Linked DNA regions of Homo sapiens: region 1 is linked to region 2. The links are chromatin loops, found by intact Hi-C in ENCODE. Cell type or tissue: mammary epithelial cell. All regions are shown on one strand. Links, peaks and the distances in the headings refer to the core of each region. The heading gives the core; the rest is flanking DNA. Region 1 overlaps CRADD (CARD and death domain containing adaptor protein). Region 2 holds the start of LINC02413 (long intergenic non-protein coding RNA 2413).

What was found. Peaks named below come from ENCODE experiments on the same cell type or tissue, not always from the same donor. Only the 100,000 strongest peaks of a DNase experiment are listed, where the experiment ranks them.
Region 1: it touches region 2 in a loop (6-fold over the local background); 3 of 110 quality-filtered maps call a loop at or near these places.

Annotation. Positions count from the first base shown.
Region 1 is chr12:93,762,467-93,774,425 of GRCh38, forward strand. The region is part of intron 2 of CRADD (CARD and death domain containing adaptor protein); the gene reads left to right. Among named protein-coding and RNA genes, the nearest start is that of CRADD-AS1, 31 kb to the left of the region's middle. In mammary epithelial cell, for the core only: a CTCF peak has its summit at 4,916; a DNase peak (open chromatin) is centred at 4,925.
Region 2 is chr12:92,981,476-92,993,434 of GRCh38, forward strand. It overlaps LINC02413 (long intergenic non-protein coding RNA 2413), which reads left to right and starts at 9,270. Exons shown (of 4, transcript XR_945212.3): 1 at 9,270-9,335. RefSeq lists an enhancer at 6,765-6,814. In mammary epithelial cell, for the core only: a CTCF peak has its summit at 6,007 (motif pointing right); a DNase peak (open chromatin) is centred at 6,036.

The sequences.
Region 1 (11,959 bases), core at 2,486-7,485, 780 kb after region 2:
TCAGGCAGGAAAAGCCATGAGGTCAGTAAAGGCCTCATGGGCAATAGGGCTTGCCTGGCAAATATTTGGCTGAGGCAAGTTGGAAGTTGAGCTGGACCTTAAATGATATAGAGACCTTTATTTACCGTTATGTGCTAATAGTTAAAATTTACTTATTTGGGACTGCTAACATATGCTCAAGTTAAAAATGCCAAAGGTCTCCTTTCTATTCCTGCCCCCAGTCCCTCAGTTTCCCTTTCCAGAAGCAGTGCTATGACTCCTTTCCTACAAACCCTTCCAGATACAGTATCAAACTTTTTTTTTTTACATATATAGCATTTCTTATTTTTTTATTTGTAAAATTTGTCCTTTTCCAAGTGCTAAAACAGTAAAGAACAGGTAAGCTAAATAAAACAAAAACAAGTCAACTTCCCTGTGGGGAGGCTAGAACAGTGCTGGTCTCATTGACTAGTGGGGAGCAGTACATGAATGAGGTTTGCTTTTCCTAAGATATTTGCCTTCTCATTGATTGGAGTATTGGTGGCTAAAACGTAAGCAACTCTGAACCCTCTAGCACTTACAGAATGGTGATAATATTGTGTTGAGTGCTATACTATGCTAGAACTTCACATCTGTTTTCTCACATCTCTGTAAGGTGAGCCTTTCCCTCCCTTGACAGATGACGAGGCTGGAACTCAGGCTAAGTTAGCCTGTTGTAGGCCAGACAGCAAATAGGAGGTAGAGCTGACTTCTGACCTGACCTTTTCCTACCATATTATGCTACCCCTCTGGATCTAAAGCTCTTGGTTCTGTATTTCTAGTATCATTGTTGCTGTTTTCTTTTATGGCTTTACATACTGAGTCCTTGGTATGAACTTGGGGTGACCCAAGAGAAAAAAGTGAGTGGAAACTAACTTCCTCTCTATTAAAAAAAAATCTGCTCAAAGGAGAAGGGCAAATTCACAGCTCAGTTTCAGGGGGCTGCAAGTCAAGTCAATATTTTCTTCTTTTTTTTTTTCATGTGGATAAACTGCCTCCCTCATTTTGAGTTTTCGAATCTGAAATAATGAGAGTCTAATGAATAACAAATATATACCTCTTTTTCTTCTTTTAATTCTTATTAGCATTTTGGATTCAAGTCTAGAAATTCCTCTTCATTTTTTTTTCTTTTTTGTCTAACATTTCTTTTGAATAAAGAGTATTACCTACTTTTAAATGCAAAAAATGGAAAATTGGGAAGACATTGTCTTCTTGCTTTTTGCAGAGGCAACATTTTTATTAGTGTGCATATGTGTAAGTTTGGCCCCAGGCTGTGCTCACAATCCCCAAGCCCCTGGCAGAAGGGGACTCCAGGGTCCCCCCATCTCAGGGATGACATGTGGGTCAGTATAGTGTCAGGATGGTGATGATCCACTGGCTCTGAAACCACAGAAATGTTCATCAGTGTCTGCTGCCGCCTACCTGTGGCCTTCTTGTTAAATGAGAGAAATAAACCCGATTTCTTTTGGTTGTTCTATCATTCCTGCAGCCCAGAAACAAAGAGAGGGTATGACTGGTTCAGGGAATTTTATTCAGTCTGGTGGGCAGACAGAATGTGAAGAGCCAGCCAGGGTCCCAAGATGATGCTGGAGCCATTAGCACGGCTTACATTTTCAAAGGTCTTGTAAATCACATTATGGTTTTAGGATGTTTTTCCTGGGCAGTTATTTTAATCAGGGGATCAGACATGATCAACTTTTTTTTTTTTTTTTTTGCTTAAGAACGATCACTCTGGCTGCTCTGTGAGCAGTGAATTGGAAGTGACAAGACTAGGGGCAGGGAGACCTGTTTGGAGGCTATCGCACTAACCCTGGTGAGAGGTGGCCATGGCAGAGTTGCTGGAGGGAAGGGGGAGAATTCTAGAAATGTTTAGGGATACAAGAGAACAGGGCTTGATGTGGGAGATGAGAGAGAAGGAGGACTTTAGGGTAACTTCAACATTTCTTGTTTGTGCAGCTGGTTGGTTGGTGGCGCTTTTTGGTTGACAAAGGGTATACAGAGGATGATTTCTTAGTCCTCTTATTGATAGATTTTAATACAATAAAGTCATCTCGAAGTTTCAGATACATTTCTTCATGCTCTTTCTAGGTTTTTCTTTCTTTTACATGTTTCATGGGTGGGGGAGGGTTTAAGAGTCTCAATTGCTCTGGAAATTGACCTTCCTGCTAGGGAAGAGATGGTGGTATCCTTATGACAGTTTTCTTCCAAATTGTGGAACGCTTTGTGGTATTTAGTAATCATATTTTTGGTTTTTTTTTTTTGTCTACAGGGAGTGGAATTACTTTCATAGAAATATATAAAAATTCATTTTTTCTCTCCTAATTTTTTTTTGTGATACATTTTTCTGTAAGGAGGAATTATAGGACTTAACTTTCTATGAGTGTGGTAAAGAGGATAAATACCTCTGTATCCTCTTTATATAAATGAAAGGCATCTATCCAGTTTTGAATTATTTGGGGAAAAAAATCCCATGGAGGAATGAACTCGAGATAATTAAATTTCTCCAATTCAGAAACTCTGAATTTTTTTTTTTTCTTATTAGGAAAGTGGTTGAGATATGGCTGAATGGAAATTTAAAATCTTGAGCATGGTTATACATCAGAAACGTAACATGTAGTCTAGGTCCATTCCAGAGAGCAAAAAAGACTCAATATTTTTGACATTATTAATGAATAGATTGATGCATTTGTTATGCCTGCAGAGAAACATTATTTTATCACGAGTTGCCTGCAGCTCAGAGAGTAAAGGGCTTTTGGAAGAGTTATTCAGAGAGAGGTCAAGGGGGAGTTACTGGTTTTTTGTTTTTACAAGGAAGTTTTAGTAAATCATATTAATAGTAATAATAATAATGATGATGGTGTACATTTGCATAGCACTTGGCAGTTTACACTGCTCTTTAGAGTGCGGGATCCACGCAGCTCTCTGTGAAGTAAGCATTTTATAGGTGCCAAAACAGATTCACAAAGTGTACCTGAGGTCATCTGTTTCCTGGAGCTGTAATTTTTCCCAATAATCAGTAATATTCCCCATGCATTACAATGGTATCCACAATGCAGCTGTGTGGGGAGAAGGTAAGCCTCTTTATTGAGGGTGAGAGGGCATGAACCGGCTCCTGGGTGCGCCCTCCTAGGATTGAGTTAGAGTTTGCAATATTAAAAGCACAACTCCAGTCACACCTGTGGATGGTAACAAGATGCTAGACTGAGCACGATAGGCTATTTCTCATTTTTTTTTCCTAGTAAAATTTATTTGTTCTTTGTTCTCATGTCTTCTGTTAGCATTCTTTGGAAAGGCATTAGTTAGTGCCACAGGTTTTAGAAAAAAACTAAGGGAAAAATACTAAAGCTGAGAATGTTTTATTAAGTTTTTTTTTTTCTGTGAATTAGTAAAAGACTGTCATGTATGATTTTAGCAGAATACCTTGATCCAGATTGAGGAACTCCAACCAGTAATCCTGGGAGGCATAATTTAAGAACCGCTAACAGAAGCATTTTGAAAGTGATTGAAATTGACATTCCTTAAAAAGGTAGTTTATTGCCTTCTGAGGAACATTTGTTTAGCTCTTTAAATTATTCATATTTGAAGGGAAAGCATTCTACAAGAAATCTTATTTTTGAGATATAGCTGGTAAATATGGAAAACTCAAAACGCCTGCCTGTTCTACTTGTCATCGTTCATCCTCTGACAGCTTACACCAGTCAAGTTACTAAGTCTCTGGTTATTTTTGAGACTCTTTCTCCCCAAGCGTTCCTTAGTGAATCTTAAGATTCTGGGATTTAGCTTAGCAGACAGGCTGTGCCACCATGCAGTGTCTTCTTTGGCCCTCCCTGCCCCATTGCAATGTCTTTTACTACACCTTATTTAGCCAAAAATGTGCAGTCCTTTAGTGATGAGAATGTAATAATGGAATACTTAAAGTAATTAAAGATACTGCTTTTTCTGATTGAAACAAAAGCTAATAGACTTCCAATTGTCACCTGTCACAGTGTACTTTTTTGGAGTTGCCCTTTGAGCTGTGTTATCTGATTTGAACTTTTCAAGCTTCCTCTGGCCACACTGGGATTTTTCTCTGGCTATGCCCTGCAGTCCCTTTACTGAATTGGCAGTGCTCCTAATGCTTTTCTCTAGCTTTCATTTGACCTTCAGTAGAGGTTAAAATTAACTTCAAGGTGAAACTGGTCCTCGTGATTGGTCGATTGCTTCTCTTTCTTGAGCACTGCACCCATTTCAGAAGACAGATGGTTTTAGTATTAATGGCATCAACCATCCTTTGCTGGAAGATAAAGAGTCAGACTTTCTATTTGGAATGTAAGCTCCTTGAGGGCACTGAGCTTGTTTATTCAACCTTCTATTCCTAGTGCCTAGAACAGTGCCCAGAACACTGTAGAAGAAGATGTGTTGATTAAAGGAATGAAACTTTCCTATAGGGACTCTCAAGAGATAGCTGGCCTAACTTAGAATAGAAATGTGTGTGCCAAGGACTCGTGGTTTCAAGAAACAGATACTCAAGTGGGTGTGGACACATTTCCAGGATGTTCTCCCTCTCACATGTACCCAACCAGACCCTCGGGCCTTGTCCTTTCTGTCTGGTTCTAGGGAAAAAGCCCATTGCCTGTGCTTTCTAAAATAATAAATCTCACATTCACAAAGGATCTGGTTTCTGCATGTTTTTCTGCATGTTCCAAGCTCCAGCCATGTGCAAGTGATATTAACAAATTTATTTATGATTTGTTCGTATCCTCCTCCTTCCAGAGATTGGTTGAAATATTAAACTGTTCATTTCTATTCTTCACTTCCTTTAAGCCTTAATTGGAGCCACTTCTTCTATTGGATAAACGCCTTCCCTGGTTGGCCTCGTTTCTCTCAGGTCCCTTGTTTCACTTTGTGTTTCCTCAGTTGCCAGTAGGCTGTGCTGTGATGCTTTGCATTTATTTGGTTATATCATGTATACATTTATTCTGTGTCCTCTATTAGATACTCTTGTCGTTTTTTAAGCTAACATTCATTGAGGTTTATTGTGTGTCAGGTCCTGTGTTTAGGGCTTTGGATCCTAAATTATCACATTAATTTTCACAGCAACTGTTTGCAGTAGGTGGCATTATCCCCATTTTACAGATGAGAAACCTAAGTTTTAGAGGAGAGACACACCCAAGGATGTACACCTAGTAAATGGCAGAGCTGGGGTTTGAATCTTTATGCATTTAATTTAAAAGCCTGAATCATCACATTTCACACCCTCTTAGAGGAAGGCAGGGTTCATGCCATCTGCTTCCTCCAACCACCACCACTCTTCAGCAGTATACCACAGAATGCTGTAAGCTTCTTATGACCTGAAAAGATGTATTTTAAATGCAATCAATACAAGTCTTCTGAAGAAATACACACAAGCAAATTCAATTCAACACCACCAAAAACTCCTTCAATTAAGATAAACCAGTATTGACATTTTGGAGTATATCTTTCCTTGTTTCTTTTGCAAAGAATTAAGTATATACATTGGAAACACTCTTAAGGCTTAATGCATTCTGCTAATAAATTTCTCCTTCTTAGAACCAAAGTTGTGTGCTCACTAAGAGCCATTTGTTTTTTTCTTAGTACTGTTTATGCCAATCGAACTTACTGTAATTCTGTAATCTAATTAGATATTACGTAAACCAATGAAATATGAGTATAAAAATAGAGTTGTTGCCACTAAAATTAGGTTGAATGCTTTAGCAAAATGTGATAAAAACAAATCTCTAAAACAATTGCTCTAGAATTCAGAGTAGGTGGAACAACTGAAAGATTTGAAAATAAATGTTAAAAGTCACAAAGGATTCAACATTCATATTGCTTCACAAGTGTATTTAAATTTTTGTTTCATGTTAAAGAAATTGAAACTGAAAATAGAGAAGAAGATGGATTATGGATATGATTTATGCAGGAAAGATTATGTGGAATTCTAGCCAGCAAATACTCAAGTCCTCAGTGTTAAAGTTAAAATAAAATGTTTTAGGCAGCAGGTGGTTTTTTTTTTTTTATGAATCCTCACTTTCACTAGCTTTTGAAATTAAGCAATTAACTTCTGATCCTAAATGTGTTAGATAAGAATGCTTCTACTCTATATATCTCAAAAAAGAATAACATAATTTGCTAAGCAGCTTTTTTCATGTAATATATCATGAACATGTTTTCAAGCCAATAAATATGGATTAAAACATTTTCTGGCAATATAACGTACATGCAGAAAAGTACACAGATCCTAAGTGTACAACTCAGTTTATGATCACAAAGTGAACACATCCATTTACTGCCCTCTACTTAGGTCAAGCAACAATATTCCCAGTACCCCCAGAAGCCTCCCATGGCCTCCTCCTCCCCACCAGAGATAATAGCTACTTTGAATCTAACATTATAATGTTTGTTTTGGAACTTTACGTAAATGAAATGTCTGTAGTTTTTGATTTTTTTACTTACTTTACTCAATATTTGTTTGTGAGATTCATCCATGTTTTTCACATGTATTATTTGTTTATTCATTCTCATTGCAGTTTATTATTTCATGTGAAAGAAGATACCATAATATTTACTCATTCTGTTGTTTTTGTTATATACTTTATTTATTTTTTTTTTTGGAGACAGGGTCTTACTCTGTTGCCAAAGCTGGAGTGCAGTGGCACAATCTCAGCTCACTGCAATCCCACCTCCCAGGTTCAAGTGATCCTCCCCCAAGTTAGCCGCCTGAGTAGCTGGGACTACAGGTATGCGTCACCATGCCTGGCTATTATTTTTGCATTTTTTGTAGAGGTGGGGTTTCTCCACGTTGCCCAGGCTAGTTTCGAACTTCTGGGCTCAAGTGATCCACTCGCCCCGCCCTCCCAAAATGCTGAGATTAAAGGCATGAGCCACCACTCTTGGCCCACCATTCTATTGTTGATGGCCATTGGGGTTGTTTCCAGTTGCGGGCTATTATGAAAAATGTTGCTATGAACATTCTTGTACATGTCTTTTGGCATACGTGTGCAGTTTTAAAGTTGTTCATTTGTTTATATGCCTTAGGAATGGAATTGGCAGGTGATAGGATATGTGTATGTTCAGCTTTAGGGAATACTGTGAAAGTGGTTGCACAAATCTACAATCCCATCATCAATTTATGTGAGTTACTGTTGTTCCTTATCTTTGGCAACACTTGGTTTGGTCTGTCTTAACTGGTTTTATCCAAACTGGTAGGCTTGTTATAGTCTCTTGTGATTTTAATTTGCATTTTCCTGTTGGCTAATGAGCACATTTTCATATGTTTATTGACCATTTGGATGTCTTTTGGGTGGGCATGTTGAAGTATTTGTTTAGTATTTGTCTCTTGCCTACTTTTCCATAGAACTGTCAGACATTTTCTCATTTATTTGTACTTATATATTCTAGATGTAAGTTCCTTTGTTGGTTATATGTGTCAGCAATGTCTTCTTCCACTCTGTGGCTTGCCTTTATTGCTCTCTTAGTAGGGTTAATGGAGCTTCCCAATTTTAATGTTGTCCAACTTACCAATCTTTCTCTTTGTTGTTAGTACTTTTTGAGGCTTGTTCAAGAATCTTCACTTATGCCGAAGGTCATGAAGATATCCTCCTATGTTATCTTTTTTTTTTTTTTTTTGAGACGGAGTCTCGCTCTGTGGCCCAGGTGGGAGTGCAGTGGCGCAATCTCGGCTCACTGCAAGCTCCGCCTCCCGGGTTCACGCCATTCTCCTGCCTCAGCCTCCCGAGTAGCTGGGACTACAGGCGCCCGCCATCACGCCCGGCTAATTTTTTTTGTATTTTTAGTAGAGACGGGGTTTCACCGTGTTAGCCAGGATGGTCTCGATCTCCTGACCTCGTGATCCGCCCGCCTCGGCCTCCCAAAGTGCTGGGATTACAAGCGTGAGCCACCGCGCCCGGCCCCCTCCTATGTTATCTTTTATCAACTTTATTCTTTTACCTTTCACATTTAGATCTACAATCCACATGGAATTAATTTTTGTGTATGTTGAAAAGTTAGGGTTAAGTTTCATTTTATGCTACATTAATATCCAGTTGCTCAAACAGCACTTACCAAAAAGACCATCCATTCCCCATTGCTCTGCCATACAGCCTGTTCCATAACATAAATCAAATATCCATATATGAATGGGTCCAGCTGTGGACTCCTTATTCTCTTCCACTGGTGTATTTCCCTTGAGCTAATAACACATACTTTGATTACTGTAGCTTAGTAGACTGAGGACTACATCTTCTTCTTTTCACCAGTTCCTGGAGATTCTTGGTTATTCTTGATCCTTCACATTTCCAAATGAAAAGATTAGAACAGCTTAGAACAGCTTGTCAATTTCCACAAATACACACAGAGACACACTCAGATTTGCAGAGATTTTTAATGAGATTGTTTTAAATCTATAGATCAATTGCTTTTACAATCAAATCTCTAAGAGAATTGATGTCTTTGCAATATTGAATCTTCCTCTTTGTACATAGAGTATCTTTCCATTTATTTGTGTTTTCTATAATTCATTGAAAGTTTTATGTTTTAGTTATTTATCTTCAACATAATTCTTTCCAATGGCTATAGAATATTTTTTGGTTAACATAAAAATTTATTAATTAATCTCCTTGTGTTGTAAACCTAGGTTGTTTCTGTTTTGTTTCATTGTTGTAAATAATGTGATTATGAACATTCACAAGTATACATATTTTAGTGCCTTTCTGTCTCCTTGGAATTGACTCCTGAAACTGGAATTTCTGGAACATACAGCTTGCACCTTCATATTCCCCAGTGAGTTCTATCATTTTAAACTCTCTCCCAGAGTTATAATAGGTTCCACTCTTGTGAACCTGGAGAATAACTCACTGTATTTTCCATTTGAATTTTTTAATTACTATTGACAGTGAACTAGTTTTCATCTGGCCATTTGTAGTTCTTTTGTGAATAGCCTTTTCATGGCTTTTGCTCAGTGTTTTTATATTTTCCTATTACTTAATAATTGCTCTTTCTATACCACATATAACCCCTTGTCACGTGTATTTACAAAATATGTCTGTGTGATAAATGAATTAACCAGTATACGTTTGTTACTGGAGTGGAACTTTACAGAAGAGCACAAAAAGAAAACCTTGTTAAGCCTGTTGGAAATGTGATTATTCCCTGAATGTTTATGTCCTTTGCACATTTAGGAATATCATAGCAATAATGAACTTAGTAGTAGGGACAATCAGCAACTAAATGAAGTAGAAGACAGATAATATAATTGCATGGGAAGAACATAGAAATTAGATCCAGAAAACTGGGTTCTAGACATGACCTCACTGCTCTTTACCTCCATGATCTTGATTAAACCATATATTCTCTCTGAGTCTTAATATCTTCATCTGTATAGTGGGTGCACTTATACTTATTTATCTTCCAGGTCTAAGATGAGATCATATATGAAAAGCAATAGTGCAAACAGTGAAAGTTATACCATAGAAATTATAATGCCAACAAATATAGTGTAAGTGTGGCAAGTTGAATGTATGCTTTATTTAAATTATCGTCTTTTGAGGTAACCTAATTTATAAAATATTCAGCCTAATGGCCATCATTCTGAGTCTGTGGTTTGTGAGTTTGTACTAATTTGCATGACTCCTTTTAAAAAGAAATGGTTTGTTGTTTGAAAAAATCAAGTTGACATCCTTTGTGACTGTTCAGAGTGTGTTTGTGGTTTATTGGCTTCTAGGGCATTAGGTTTCTGTCTCCCATATTGACAGTCTTTATGAGCTCGTTAGCCACTGTTCTGGTAAAAGCCATTTTGATCTGTGATGAGGGCACTACATTAAAAGAGTATTGAAGTTGGAAATCTATATTTTGGTTCTTTCATTAGAATGTGCCCTTTACAAAAGAGGCAATATGAATTTGCATTGCAAAGGATTGCTTATTTCTTTTTAGAACTCTTGAAGTCAGGTAATTTAATTATGTCTATGCCATAGCCTTTTATCTTCCTCTGCAAAGAAACTCTCTCTTCTGACACCTCATATTGGAAGCCGGTCTTCTTATCCCCAGAATTAATTAACATGCAAATACTTGTCTAGAGATATGGGAACAGTGCTTTTTCAATTAGCATTTAAATATCACTCTTAATGATGTTAGATTGACTCTTTTAAGGGAAAATTAAAATAGTATAGTCATCTCTGGATTATTTCCTAGAGCATATTATTGATATTTCTGAAGATATGGGCTTAGTAGGAGCTTTTATCTTCTACTGTTCACAGACTGATTGAGTCAGATCCAGGGTTGGACTGGACAGCAAAGCCTGGTTCTGGCCTTCCTTTGCCTCTGGTTTCCTAGCTAGGCCTGCTGATCGTGCCCTGCACTGCTTCTCAGTAGCAAGTGTATTTATGTAGGAGCGGCACCTGCAGGAACTGTTTGCAACTGGGAAGGGTACCCAGAAGCAAGGAGGGAAGTATAGAGGAGCTTTGGTAGCAATCATCTCCCAAAAAATAAAGAAGATGAACTTTGGAGTTAGAGATGCATAGGTTCAAATGTTGCCTGTGCCACTTTGAAGCAGTATGATGTTGAGCAAGTTACTTCCCTTCACTGAGACTCAATTTCCTCATCTGTAAAATATAAATAGTAATATTTACCAGTCAGGTTGTTAAGAGGGTTAAACATGACAGTATATATGCAATATGTCTTACGTAAGTCAGAGTAGGCTCTCTGCTGTAACAAAGAACTCCAAATCTCAGTGGTTTAACTTAGGTTATGATGTGGTTTGACTGTGTCCCCACTCACATCTCATCTTGAATTCCCACATGTTGTGGGAGGGACCCAGTGGGAGGTAGTTGAATCATGGGGGCAGGCCTTTCCTGTGCTGTTCTGGTGGTGACGAATGAGTCTCACGGGATCTGATGATTATATAAGGGGGAGTTTCCCTGCACAAGCTCTCATCTGGTCTGCTGCCATGTGAGGTGTGCCTTTCACCTTCTGCCATGATTGTGAAGCCTCCCCACCACATGGAACGGTAAGTCCATTAAATGTCTTTTGTAAACTTCCCAGTCTTGGGTATGTCTGTATCAGCAGTGTGAAACAGACTAATACAGGTTATTTCCTGCTGGAAGAAAGAGGAGGGCTTTGCTTCATGCAGACATTCAGGGACCCAGATATCTTTCATCTAGTGGCCTTGTCATTTTCTAAGGCCTTGGAACCCTCATTGAATCATCTGTCTCTGGCTGGCAGGAGACGGGAGAGAGTGAACATGGATTGTGCAGAAGGCCAGGCTGGAGGTAGGGCACATTGCTTCCACTCAGATTACATTGGCTAGAACTCATAGCCATACCTACTTTGTGAGTTTTTTTTTTTTTTTTTTTTTTGAGACAGGGTCTTGTTCTGTTGTCCAGGCTCTAGTGCAGTGGTGTGGTTGTCCAGGCTCTAGTGCAATGGTGTGATCAGGCTTGACCACCTGGGCTCAATCGATCCTCCTTCCTCAGCCTCCCAAGTAGCTGGGACTACAGGTGTGCACCACTCCACCTGGCTAATTTTTTTTTTTTTTTTGTAGAGATGGGGTTTCACCTTGTTGCCCAGGCTGGTCTTGAACTCCTGGGCTCAAGTGATCCACCCACCTCAGCCTCCTGAAGTGCTAGGATTACAGGCATGAGCCACTGTTTCTGGCCACCATAGCTACTTTCAAGTGAACCTGGGAAATTTGTGCTTAAGAGAAAACCAAAATGGATTTGTTTAATAAACACATAGTCCATCACTATGTAGTTCACCACAAACATATAGTAATACTTGTTGAATAAATGAAAGGAAGAAAAATGAAATGAATTTTCTTCTTCATAGATTCCTAGAGTATTAGAGCTGATGGGGGCCTTGGAAGTGATAGAGATTTTACCCCTTCTTTTATAGATGAGGAGCCTGAGGGCTTGAGGAATTTAGTGGCCAATGCAAGATCATCCAGCTG
Region 2 (11,959 bases), core at 3,910-8,909:
CGAGGCAGAATAATAACAAAGATATTTGTGAGCTAAGCTCAACACTTGACCAAATGGACCTAACAGACATCTACAGAACTCTTCACCCAAAACAACAGAATATACATTCTTCTCATCTGCATATGGCACTACCTTAAAATTGACCACACAATTGGTCATAAACAATTCTCAGCAAATTCAAAGAAACGAGAATCATACCAACTACACTCTTGGACCACAGGATGATAAAAATAGAAATCAATACTAAGGAGATTGTTCAAAACCATATAATTATATGGAAATTAAACAATCTGCTCCTGGATGACTTTTTGCGTTAACAATGAATTTAAGGCAGAAATCAGGAAATTATTTGAAACTAATGAAAACAAAGATATAGCATATCTTTAGATATAACATATCTCTGGGACACAGCTAAAGCAGTGACAAGAGGAAAGTTTATGGCACTAAACACCCACATCAAAAAGTTAGAAAGATGTCAAATTAACAACCTAATATCACACCCAGGAGAAAAAAAAAAAAGAGCAAACCAACCTTAAAGCTAGCAGTAGAAAATAAATAACCAAAATAGAGCTGAACTGAGTGAAATTGAGACATGAAAAACCATAAAGAAGATCAACAAAACCAGAAGTTAACTCTTTGAAAGAATAAATAATATTGATAGACCACTAGCTAGACTGTGATGGTTAATATTGAGTGTCAACTTGCTTGGATTAAAAGATGCAAAGTATTGTTCCTGGGTGTGTCTGTGAGAGTGTTGCCAAAGGAGTTTAACATTTGAGTCAGTGGACTGGGAAAGGCAGACCTACCCTCAATCCGGGTGGGTACTATCTAATCAGCTTCCAGCTCAACCAGAATAAAAGCAGGCGGAAGAACATGGAAAGACTAGACTGGCTAAATCTTCTGGCCTCCATCTTTTTCCTGTGCTGGATGCTTCCTGTCCTCAAACATCAGACTCCAAGTTCTTCAGCTTTTGGACTCTTGGACCTACACCAGTGGTTTGCCAGAGACTCTCGGGCCTTCAGCCACAGAGTGAGGGCAGCACTGTCAGCTTCCCTACTTTTGAGGTTTTGGGACTCAGACTGGCTTCAATTGCTCCTCAGCTTGCAGACAGCCTATTGTGGGACTTCACCTTGTGATGATGTAAGTCAATACTCCTTAATTAAATGCCCTTTAATACATACATCTATCCTATTAGTGCTGTCTCTCTAGAGAACCCTGAATAATACCTAGACTAATAAAGAAAAAAGAGAGATTCATATAAATACGAGCAGAAATGTCAAAGGGGACACTACCACCTAATCCAAAGAAATAGAAAAACCCCTCAGTTTTTGTTCATAGAGGTGTTCACAATAGTCAGAACTATTATGAAATAAAAGGCATCCAAATAGGTAGGGAGGAAGTCAAACTATCTCTCTTCATAGGCAATGTGATTCTTTATCTAGAAAACCCCATAGCCTCTGCCCAAAGGCTACCAGAACTGATAAACAACTTCAATAAAGTTTCAGGATACAGAATCAATGTACAAAAATCATTAGTATTTCTATGCAACAATAACATCCAAGCTGAGATCCAAATCAAAAACATAATCCCATTCACAATAGACACAGACACACAGACACACACACACACACAGAGACACACGTATAACCAATACCCAGGAATACCATAGCTAACTAGGAAGGTGAAGAATCTCTACAACAAGAATTACAAAACACTGTGAAAGAAATCGGAGATGACATAAACAAATGGAAAAACATTCCATGCTCATGGATAAGAAGATTCAATGTTCTTAAAATGGCCATATTGCCCAAAGCAATTTATAGATTAAATGCTATTCAATATATAAATGTTTATATATTCATTGTTATTTTTCACAGAATTAGAAAAAAAACATTCTAAAAGCCATATGCAACCAAAGAAGAAGCTGAATAGCCAAAGCAATCGTAAGCAAAAAAAAAAACAAAAAAAAAACAAAGCTGGAGGAATCACATTACTCGACTTCAAACTATACTACAAGGCTACAATAATCAAAATAGCATGGTAATGGTACAAAACCAGACACATAGACCAATGGAACAAATTAGAGAACCTAGAAATATAGCCATATCCCTTCAACCATCTGATCTGCAACAAAGTCTACAAAAACAAGCAATGAAGAAAAGTCTCCTTATTCAATAAGTGGTGCTAGGATAACTGGCTAGCCATATGCAGAAGATTGAAACTGGACCCCTTTTTTTCACCATATACAAAAATCAACTCAAGATGTATTAAAGACTTAAATGTAAAACCTAAAGCTATAAAAGCCCTAGAAGAAAACCTAGGAAATACCATTCTAGACATAGGTCCTGGTAAAGTTTTCATGATGAAGACATCAAAAACATTTGCAACAAAACGAAAAACTGACAAACAGGACCTAATAAGTTAGAGAGCTTCTGCACAGCAAAACAAACAAACAATGGAGTAAACAGAAAACCTACAGAATGGGAGAAAATATTTGCAAACGATGCCTGTGACAAAGGTCTAATATGCGAATCTATAGGAAACACTATACACATATTAAGCAAAAAAATCAACAATCCCATTAAAAAGTGGGCAAAGGACATGAACAGACACTTTTCAAAAGAAGATATCCAACAAACATATGAAAAGATGCTCAACATCACGAATCATTACATAAATGCAAATCAAAATAAAAATGAGATACTGTCTCACACCAGTCAGAACGGGTATTAAAATAGTCAAAAAATAGGCTGGGTGTGGTGGCTCAAGTCTGTAATCTTAGCACTTTGGGAGGTTGAGGAGGGCAGATCGCTTGAGCTCAGGAGTTCAAGACCAGCCTGGGCAACAGGGCAAAACCCCGTCTCTACAAAAAATATTTAAAAATTAGCCAGGCATGGTCATGCCTGCCTGTAGCCCCAGCTACAGGCACGTAAGGTGGGAGGCCAAGGTGGGAGTATCACTTGAGCCTCAGAGGTGAAGGCTGCAGTGAGCTGAGATTGCACCACTGCACTCCAGCCTGGGTGAGAGTGAGCCCCTGTCTCAAAAAAAAAAAACAAAAAAACAAAAAAACAAAAAAAAACAAAAAAACAAAAACAAAACAAAAAACAGCTGGGTGCAGAGGCTCATGCCTGTAATCCTAGCACTTTGGGAGGCCAAGGCAGGTGGATCACCTGAGGTTAAGAGTTTGAGACAAGCCTGGCCAACATGGTGAAACCCTGTCTCTACTAAAAATACAAAAATTAGCTGGACGTGGTAGAGCACACCTGTAGTCCCAGCTACTCAGGAGGCTGAAGTAGGAGAATTGCTTGAATCTGGGAGGCAGACGTTGCAGTGAGCGGAGATCATGCCACTGCACTCCAGCCTGGGCGACACAGCAAGACTCCGTCTCAAAAATAATAATAATAATAATAATAACATGCTGGTGAGGCTGTGGAGAAAAGGGAATGCTTACACAGTGCTGTTAGGACTATAAATTAGTTCAGCCACTGTGGAAACCTGTTTGGTGATTTCTCAAATAATTTAAAACAGAACTACCCTTCAACTTAACAATTGCATTATTGGGTATATACCCAAAGAAAATAAATCATTCTATCATAAAGACACACACATGCATATGTTCATTGCAGCACTATTCACAATAGCAAAGACATGGAATCAACCTAAATGCCCATCAATGGTAGACTAGATAAAGAGGTGGTACATATACAGCATGAAATACTTTGCAGCCATAAAAAATAATGAGAGCATGTTCTTTGTAGAAGCTGTAGGTCGTTATCCTAAATGAGCTAATGTAGGAACAGAAAACCAAATACCACATGTTCTCACTTACAAGTGGGAGCTAAACACTGAGTACACATGGACACAAAGAAGAAAACAATAGGCACTGGAGTCTACTTGAGGGTGCAGGGTGGGAGGAGGGTGAAGATAGAAAAACTAACCATCAGGTACTATGCTTATCACCCGAGTGACGAAATCATATATACAACAAAACCCCGTGACATGTATTTACCTATATAATAAATCTGCGCATGTAGCTCTGAACTTAAAAGTTTAAAAACACAAAACAGCCGGGCACGGTGGCTCATGCCTGTAATCCTAGCACTTTGTTAGGCCAACGCAGGCAGATCTCTTGAGGTCAGGAGTTCAAGACCAGCCTGGCCAACATGGTGAAACCCTGTCTCTACTAGAAATACAAAAAGTAGCCAGGCATGGTTGTGGATGCCTGTAATCCCAGCTACTCGGGAGGCTGAGGCAGGAGAATTGCTTGAACTCGAGAGGCAAAGGTTGCAGTGATCCAAGATGGCACCATTGCACTCCAACCTGGGCGACAGAGCAAGACTCCATCTCAAAAAAAAAAAAAAAACAAAAACCAAAAACCAAAAATAACAACAACAACAAAAAAACATCTGATGTATCTCTCAGAAAGCAATATTCCATTTATGTTTCAGGACTGGATTTCTCTATGGGCTTATTGGTGTATATGGGAGACAGAGCACGTTCTAATAAATATTGTCAATATTTGCTTACAACAAATTTCTTTCTTCTTTTTTAAAATTTTCTTTATTTTAGTTTGAAAAAAAATAGAGATGGGGTCTCACTAGGTTGTCCAGGCTGAGCTTGAACTTCTGAGCTCAAGTGATCCTCTTGCCTTGGTTTCCCAAAGTGCTAGGATTATAGGCATGAGTCATTGTACCTAGTATCTCTCTCTCTCTCTTTTTTTTTTTTTTAAATAAAATAGAGACAGAGGCTAGGTGCGGTGGCTCATGCCTGTAATCCCAGCACTTTGGGAGGCTGAGGCAGGCAGATGACGAGGTCAGAAGTTCAAGACCAGCCTGGACGACATGACAAAACCCTGTCTCTACTGAAAATACAAAAATTAGCTGGGCATGGTGGCACATGCCTGTAGTCCCAGCTACTCAGGAGGCTGAGGCAGGAGAACCGCTTGAACTCGGGAAGCAGAGGTTGCAGTGAGCCGAGATCACACCATTGCACTCTAGCCTGGGTGACAGAGCGAGACTCTATCTCAAAAAATAAATAAATAAATAATAGAGACAGAGTATGACTATGTTGCCTAGGCTGTTCTTTAACTCCTGGTCTTAAGCAATCCTCCTGCCTTGCCCCTGCTAAAATGTTGGGATCACAGGTGAAGCCACCATGTCCAGCCTTTTTTTTTTTTTTTTTTTTTTTTGCTTTCTCTCTCTCTCTCTCTTTCATAAATTAGAGATGGAGTCTCACTATATTGCCCAGGCTAGTCTCAAATTCCTGGCCTTAAGTGATCCTCCCACCTCGTAATCTACTTTTTGGGGACTAATGAGGTGTAGCCAAAATACAACATGTGGGAGGCAGTAAATGTAGAGATTAGGAGTAGATTTGGCAAGCCAGACTGCTGTGGTCACACCCCAGCACAGAATTTATGAATCCGGCTCCTCTCCATTCAAATCTCTGCCAAAAATCACCTCCTTCTGGAGGCCCACCATGACTATTCTATTTAATACAGCTTACCCCACTGCCCTATCACTCTCTACACCATTCTCATTTTATTATGCTCAGAGTATCTATTATTCTCCGAAGAAGCATTTCTTGAAATCTAGCTGGTAATCTTCTTTCCTTATTAGAATGTAAGCTCCATGAGAGCAGGGATCTCTCTGTATCAGAATCTGTATTGTGCTTGGTAGGTAGTTGACTCAATAAACATTTCTGAGTGAATGAATATATTATATGGAAATTGAAGAATACAAGCTTCTCCACATAAGCACGTGGCAGAAAAGACAAAAAGAGAGGTAGAGAAAAAGACTCTCTTTTTATTTAAGCTTCCCTCCCCTGTTGAAATCCACTACTCCAAAAAAGGGAGACACTGACCAAAACAGAAACAAAAGAAACTAATTCTTGGTTTTTATGCTTCCTGATAATTTAAGGGATTTTCATAGATAGGTTTGACAAATGCAATTTTTTTGCCTTAGGCACTGGCACTAGAAACTATTAATAAACAAGATTGGCCTACAGAGGGTGCTAGTTCTCTTCAAAAAAGTAAAAGAAGTGCATGCGCTTTTCCACTGGGTCTGGGAAAGAGTTTACAAAACAAGCAGAGACACAGCTTAGTAACAACTAATGAAACGTCTAAATTGCCACATTTTGCTTCATAAAAAAAAAAAAAGGAGGAATCTGTGAAAGTGCCAGAGGCATTCAAAGACGTCCCCTGAGGAAAAGAATTGGCATCATTTTTCAAATGCAAAGAGAAGCTAAGCTAAGAGAAGCATCCATTTAAAAAGTTTTTTTAGTTCTTATTTTTGATAGAGAAGGGGTATCACTATGTTGACTGGCCTGATTTTGAACTCGGAGGCTCAAAGGATCCTCTGCCCCTCAGAGTGCTTGGATTGCAGGTGTGAGCTACCAAGAGAGGCATCCAGAAGTTGAAAAGACTGAATCTGTTGTGAAACAGAAGACCCAGGTCGGGGGAAGTTGTTGCCAGCCCTGGAGGGAGGAGAGGTGACAGGCCTCTGCCACATTCCACCCCCACTTCATGCTGGGACATGGGGACCTGGAGACCTAGTGTGAGATGCCTGTAGACTCTGTAACTGGAGGAGTGTTCTGACAGCTGTGTTTCCTGAAACTGAGTCTTGGTTTCAGAGTTCAGCAAGGGATATGCATGGTGGTGGTAGCGTTGGGACAGAAGCGGGGCACTACTTGAGAGTTTTGAAATATGTAATTTGTCACAGCAAGGACAAGGGCAAGTGAGCCTGGCAGGAGGGAGGAGCCTCTTCAAAGTCTGGATCTGCAAAAAAAATCTTCAGAAGAGGAAATGAAACAAATAAGCGAGTTCTTAAAAAAGCTTTTGAGCTCTCTAAATGAGCAATAGTTGAGGCAGCTTTGATAGTCCAAAGCTAACCTCAAGGCTGGGATTCTTTTATTTATTTATTTATTTATTTATTTATTTATTTATTTATTTATTTATTATTTTGTAGAGATGGGAAGGGGAGGGGTCTCACTATGTTGCCCAGCCTGGTCTTAAACTCCAGGCCTCAAGCAGTCCTCCAGCCTTGGCCTCCCAAAGTGTTGGAATTACAGGCATGAGCCACTGTGCCAGGAAAAGGTTAAGAGTCCTTTTTTTTTTTTTTTTTTTAACTTCAAGGCTGAGATTCTTAATCCTAGTACTCTAGACGTCATATTCCAGTGATCAGATGCAGAATCCATAAGTGCTCTGACAGGTCTTATCATTATGTGTGGTGTTTTCACTTAGTGAGTGCCCTTGTTTTGTCAGTTCAAGGTGGCTTGCTTAGTTACTTTATTGTAATGTTCAATGGCTAAACTTTAAACAAAAATCAATAAAGGGCAAGGAATGAGTTTGCAAAAACTATCAGCCACTTCCCTCAATTTAATTGTAAAATCAATCAAATCTGTTTTTTGGCACAGTGCAAGGAAAACATCTATTTGTCCAATAAACTGTCTCATTGATTAAATGGTTCATTTGGAAGAGATAACAAAAGTCTAAGATTTTAATCTCAAGGAAAAATGTATCTTGCAAACATGTTTTCAAGATCCTGAGATCATATTATTTTCCTTTAAGGATTTGCTTCATCCCAGGTGTTCATCTAATCCTACTTTTGCTATTTTTAATCATTATTCATCTATGTAAAATGGAAAATCTATTTAGATGCTTAAAAGTCAACGTAAGCTCACAAACCTGAATTTCAGCAACTAAAAAGGGAGAAGTAATAATGATTCAGTTCTTACTGGGAGCTACTTTATACACTATTTTATTTGGACCTCATAACAACTATATGAGAGAGAACTGTGCACTCTCTGCCAGGGGTTAGGGTTAACATAAAGCCAAAACCCAGGCAGGTCACGAAAATGAGCAAAGCAGGCCAGTTATGAGTGCTGTCACCTTACAAGGAGGTGGAAACAATGTTTCCGGATCCTGTTTCTTAAGAGAAGCCAAAAGATTTACGTAAAGTCTCCTGATTTTTTTTCAATGGTGGTAATTGATTAAAATAAATATTTCCAATACTGTATGTACTGAATAAAGAAAATTTGGGGCTGACCCTGGCCCAGCAACTGCCACTTAGCAATGTCTGGTATTGAAGTGAAAATAAGGCTCAGGGCTGGGCACGGTGGCTCATGCCTGTAATCCTAGCACTTTAGGAGGCCATGGTGGGCAGATTGCTTGAACCCAGGAGTTCCAGACTAGCCTGGGCAACATGATGAAATCCTGTCTCTACAAAAAGTACCAAAAAAAATCAGCCAAGCATGGTGGCAGGCACCTGTAGTCTCAGCTACTTGGGAGGCTGAGGTGGGAGGATTGCTTGAGTCCAGGAGGCCGAGGTTGCAGTGAGCTGAGATTACACTACTACACTTCTGCCTGGGCAACAGAGCAAGACTCTGTCTCAAAAAGAAAAGGCTCAGGAAGGTGACATCACTATGCTAATTCAAGGAGGAATGAAAGAGTGACCTCATGGGACAGTAGATCAGAGAATGTTCTACCTGGTGGCCAGCCTATTTGTGGGGAGGGGTCCCTAAGAAGAGGCTGTATGCTGGCTTGGGTTATGGAGGGCCAAAGCTCAGGGGCCTGGGGGAAGGAGAGAAGCTTAACCAAAGTTTGGCTAACAGGCATTTTGTTCTGATTGATCAGTGGTGACAAGCAGTTCAGCTAGTCATTTAGGAGGTCAAAAACAGAAGACTGGAAGATCCCTATCTAGTTTTGTCATCAGTAGACAAAGGGGCACTCATGAAACTTGTCTAAGTCATACGGGGAAGGGTGGCCCCTTGCAGTAAGTCATTTTCCAGAACGTAAAAGGGCAATGGGCTTTCTTAACCTTCAGGTAAAATTCCACTTTGTCAAAACATAAGCATGATGTAGACAAAGGTTGAGAGTGAGATCAGGCTTATTGCCCAGTCTTAAGCCATTTAAACCCAAGGTGGACTTTCCCCTCAGGAAAGAAGGGAAGGAAAGAAGCTAGGAAGGCCCTGGCTAGGTTCTGTGTGGGTTGGGGAATGTGAATCCTGATGGAGCAGCCTAAAGAAGTCAAGCAGTCCTGTAGCAGCAGCCGTGGGGGAGGTTCCTCCTGGGAGTGGAGGAGGGCGAGTGCTGCAGGTCCATCAGTGGAAATGGGAATGGACCATTAGGCGGAGAAGACTTATCGAAGCTGCGAAGTCCAAGATCAAGGTGCCAGCAGATTCTGTTCCTGGTGAAGGCTATCTTCCTGTTTTGCAGGTGGCTACCTTCTCGCTGTGTCCTCATATGGTGGAGAGTGAGACTTCATCTAAAAAGAAAAAAAAAAACCCACTCCGGACATAGTGACTGTAGCTGGGTCTTGGACTGCAAGAAGACCATCCTGGTGAGAAGATCTTGACCACAGGTGATATTCACCTTGGATAAAAAACATTCTGATAATTCAGAATGTTTGTGCAAATAAGATTTCTAACCCAGTTCTATGGAGGTATAATTTATATATGGTAAAATTCACCTCTTTAGGTATTCAGTTTATGAATTTTGAGAAATGCAATCACCAGCCACTACAGTGAAGATTCAGAACATTTCCATCACCCCAGAAAGCCTCCTAGTGACCCTTTGGAGTCAGTCCCCTCCCCTCAGCCTGAGCTCCTGGTGACCAGTGATCTGATTTCTATCCATGTACTTCTCCCTTTTCCAGAGCATCACCTGAGTGGAACCGCACAGTATTCCACCACAGTATTTTGCATCCGACTTCTTTTCCTTGGCATGTGCTTTTGAGATTCATCCTTTGCTGTTATATTATCAGTGGTTTGTTCCTTTTTGTGGAGAGTATTTTATTGTTTGGATATACCACAGTGTGTTTATTAGTTTATCGCCAGTAGATGGACATTTGTATTGTTTCCTGTTTCTGGCTGTTAGGAATAAAGTTAATATAAATATAAAAAAAAAAAAACCCAATAAAACAAGAAGCTAGAAAGTTGCTAGTTTTCAGTAGAGGGGGACAGGCTGCTGTAGAAGCTCAGGACTGCTCTGCTTTTGGCACCCAAAGGTGAGAGTGTTTTGCTGAAGGCAGCAGCTGTGAGGAGTGACAACTCCACCAAAGTCAAGGAAGCAGGTGTAGAACAGGCAGGTCATAGGTGGCAATCTGTGGTCCTAAAATACCCTGGAAAAGACCGGGAGCCCTTACAGGATTGAGAAACCAAGAGAAAATGTGGGGCAAAAAAATTCCTCAGGTTTCATTCACAGTCATCCCCACAGCCATCTTAAGTCATCAAGAAAGATTCGGAAAAGCTCCGAGAATCAGCAGATGGGGGCTAGTGCAAAATAATACTTTTTGTCTTAATTATTAGTAATCTCAATCCCTCACTCAATTCTTAGGTTGATGCCTGGGAGGTAATATTTACTACCTTGCATTTCCATAAATGGTGACCTTTTTTATATGGATGTTGGACACCAGGGAATGCTCTTAAGTTAACTGCATTTCATCAGATCCCCCTACTATTTAAATTGATCTTATTTCTATCATTTCACCTCAAGATTTATTGTTCTTATCTTACATTCTAAAGAACTGAGGGCTGTCTTTGAAGTGGATATGAAAAGTTTCACCTCAGTCTACCAATATATCATTGAAAGTTTAAAATAACAAATACAAGAACAAAAATACTCTCCACTTGTCCAAGCATCCCAGGAGGTCTCTGTATTGTTTAAATTACTTCTGAGTTTAAATTGCAATTGCTCTAGTAAATTAGCTAACATCTGCTGTCTGCCTGATGATGAAGACCACCCTACTAGAAACCAAATACACTCTTTGCTTGAGTCATTTATTTACTATCCAGGACAACACTGACTCACAGCAGTATAATATGAGCCACATTTTATTTTAAATGTTGTAATAGTAACCACATTTTAAAAAGTGGGAACAGATAAAATTAATTTAATAATACATATTTAGCTCAGTTTATCAAAAGTATAATTTCAATACATAATCAATATAAAAATTATTATTATTATTTTGAGATGGGATCTTGCTCTGGCACCCAGGCTGGAGTGCAGTGGAGCTCACTGTAACCTCAACCTCCTGGGCTCAAATGATCCTTCTGTCTCAGCCTCCTGAATAGCTGGGACCACAGGCACACATCACAATCCTGGCTAATTTTTTAATTCAACTTTTCTTTTCTTTTTTGAAATGGAATTTCACTCTTGTTGCCTAGGCTGGAGTGCAATAGCACAATCTCAGCTCACCGCAACCTCCACCCCCCGGGTTCAAGCAATTCTCCTGCCTCAGCCTCCTGAGTAGCTGGGATTACAGGCATGAGCCACCACTCCTGGCTAATTTTGTATTTTTAGTAGAGACGGGGTTTCTCCATGTTGATCAGGCTGGTCTCGAACTCCCAACCTCAGGTGATCCGCCCACCTTGGCCTCACAAAGTGCTGGGATTACAGGTGTGAGCCACCGTGCCTGGCCTTATTTAACTTTTTAATTTAATTTTTTATTAATTATTTTTTTATTTAATTATTTTATTTAGAAATTTTTATGTAGAGATGAGGTCTCACTATGTTGCCCAGACTGGTCTCTAACTCCTGACCTCAAGTGATCCTTCTGCCTCAACCTTCCAAAGTGCTGGGATCATAGGTATGAGCCACCACACTCAGCCAATACAAAAATTATTAATGAGATATTTTATATTCTTTTGTCTTCATACTAAGTCTTCAAAATTATGTGTGTATTATAATCTTATAGCACATCTCAATTTGGACCTGCTACTGAAGGAGATTAGCCACCCCAAAATATGCCACTTTGGCAAAACGATTATTTTGAGCTGAAAGCAATTATGAATTAACAGACGCTGGAAGGAGGTCTCTGCCCTCTCCTTATCTGCCTAAAATCAGAGCATAAACTTCCCTTGGTGCAGGTCCCCTCTCCAACCCTCCCCTGCCAGGAAAGGAAGAATGACTATTATCATTGGAGAGGAGGAGTCAACACTGAGATGAGTTTGCACAAACAGA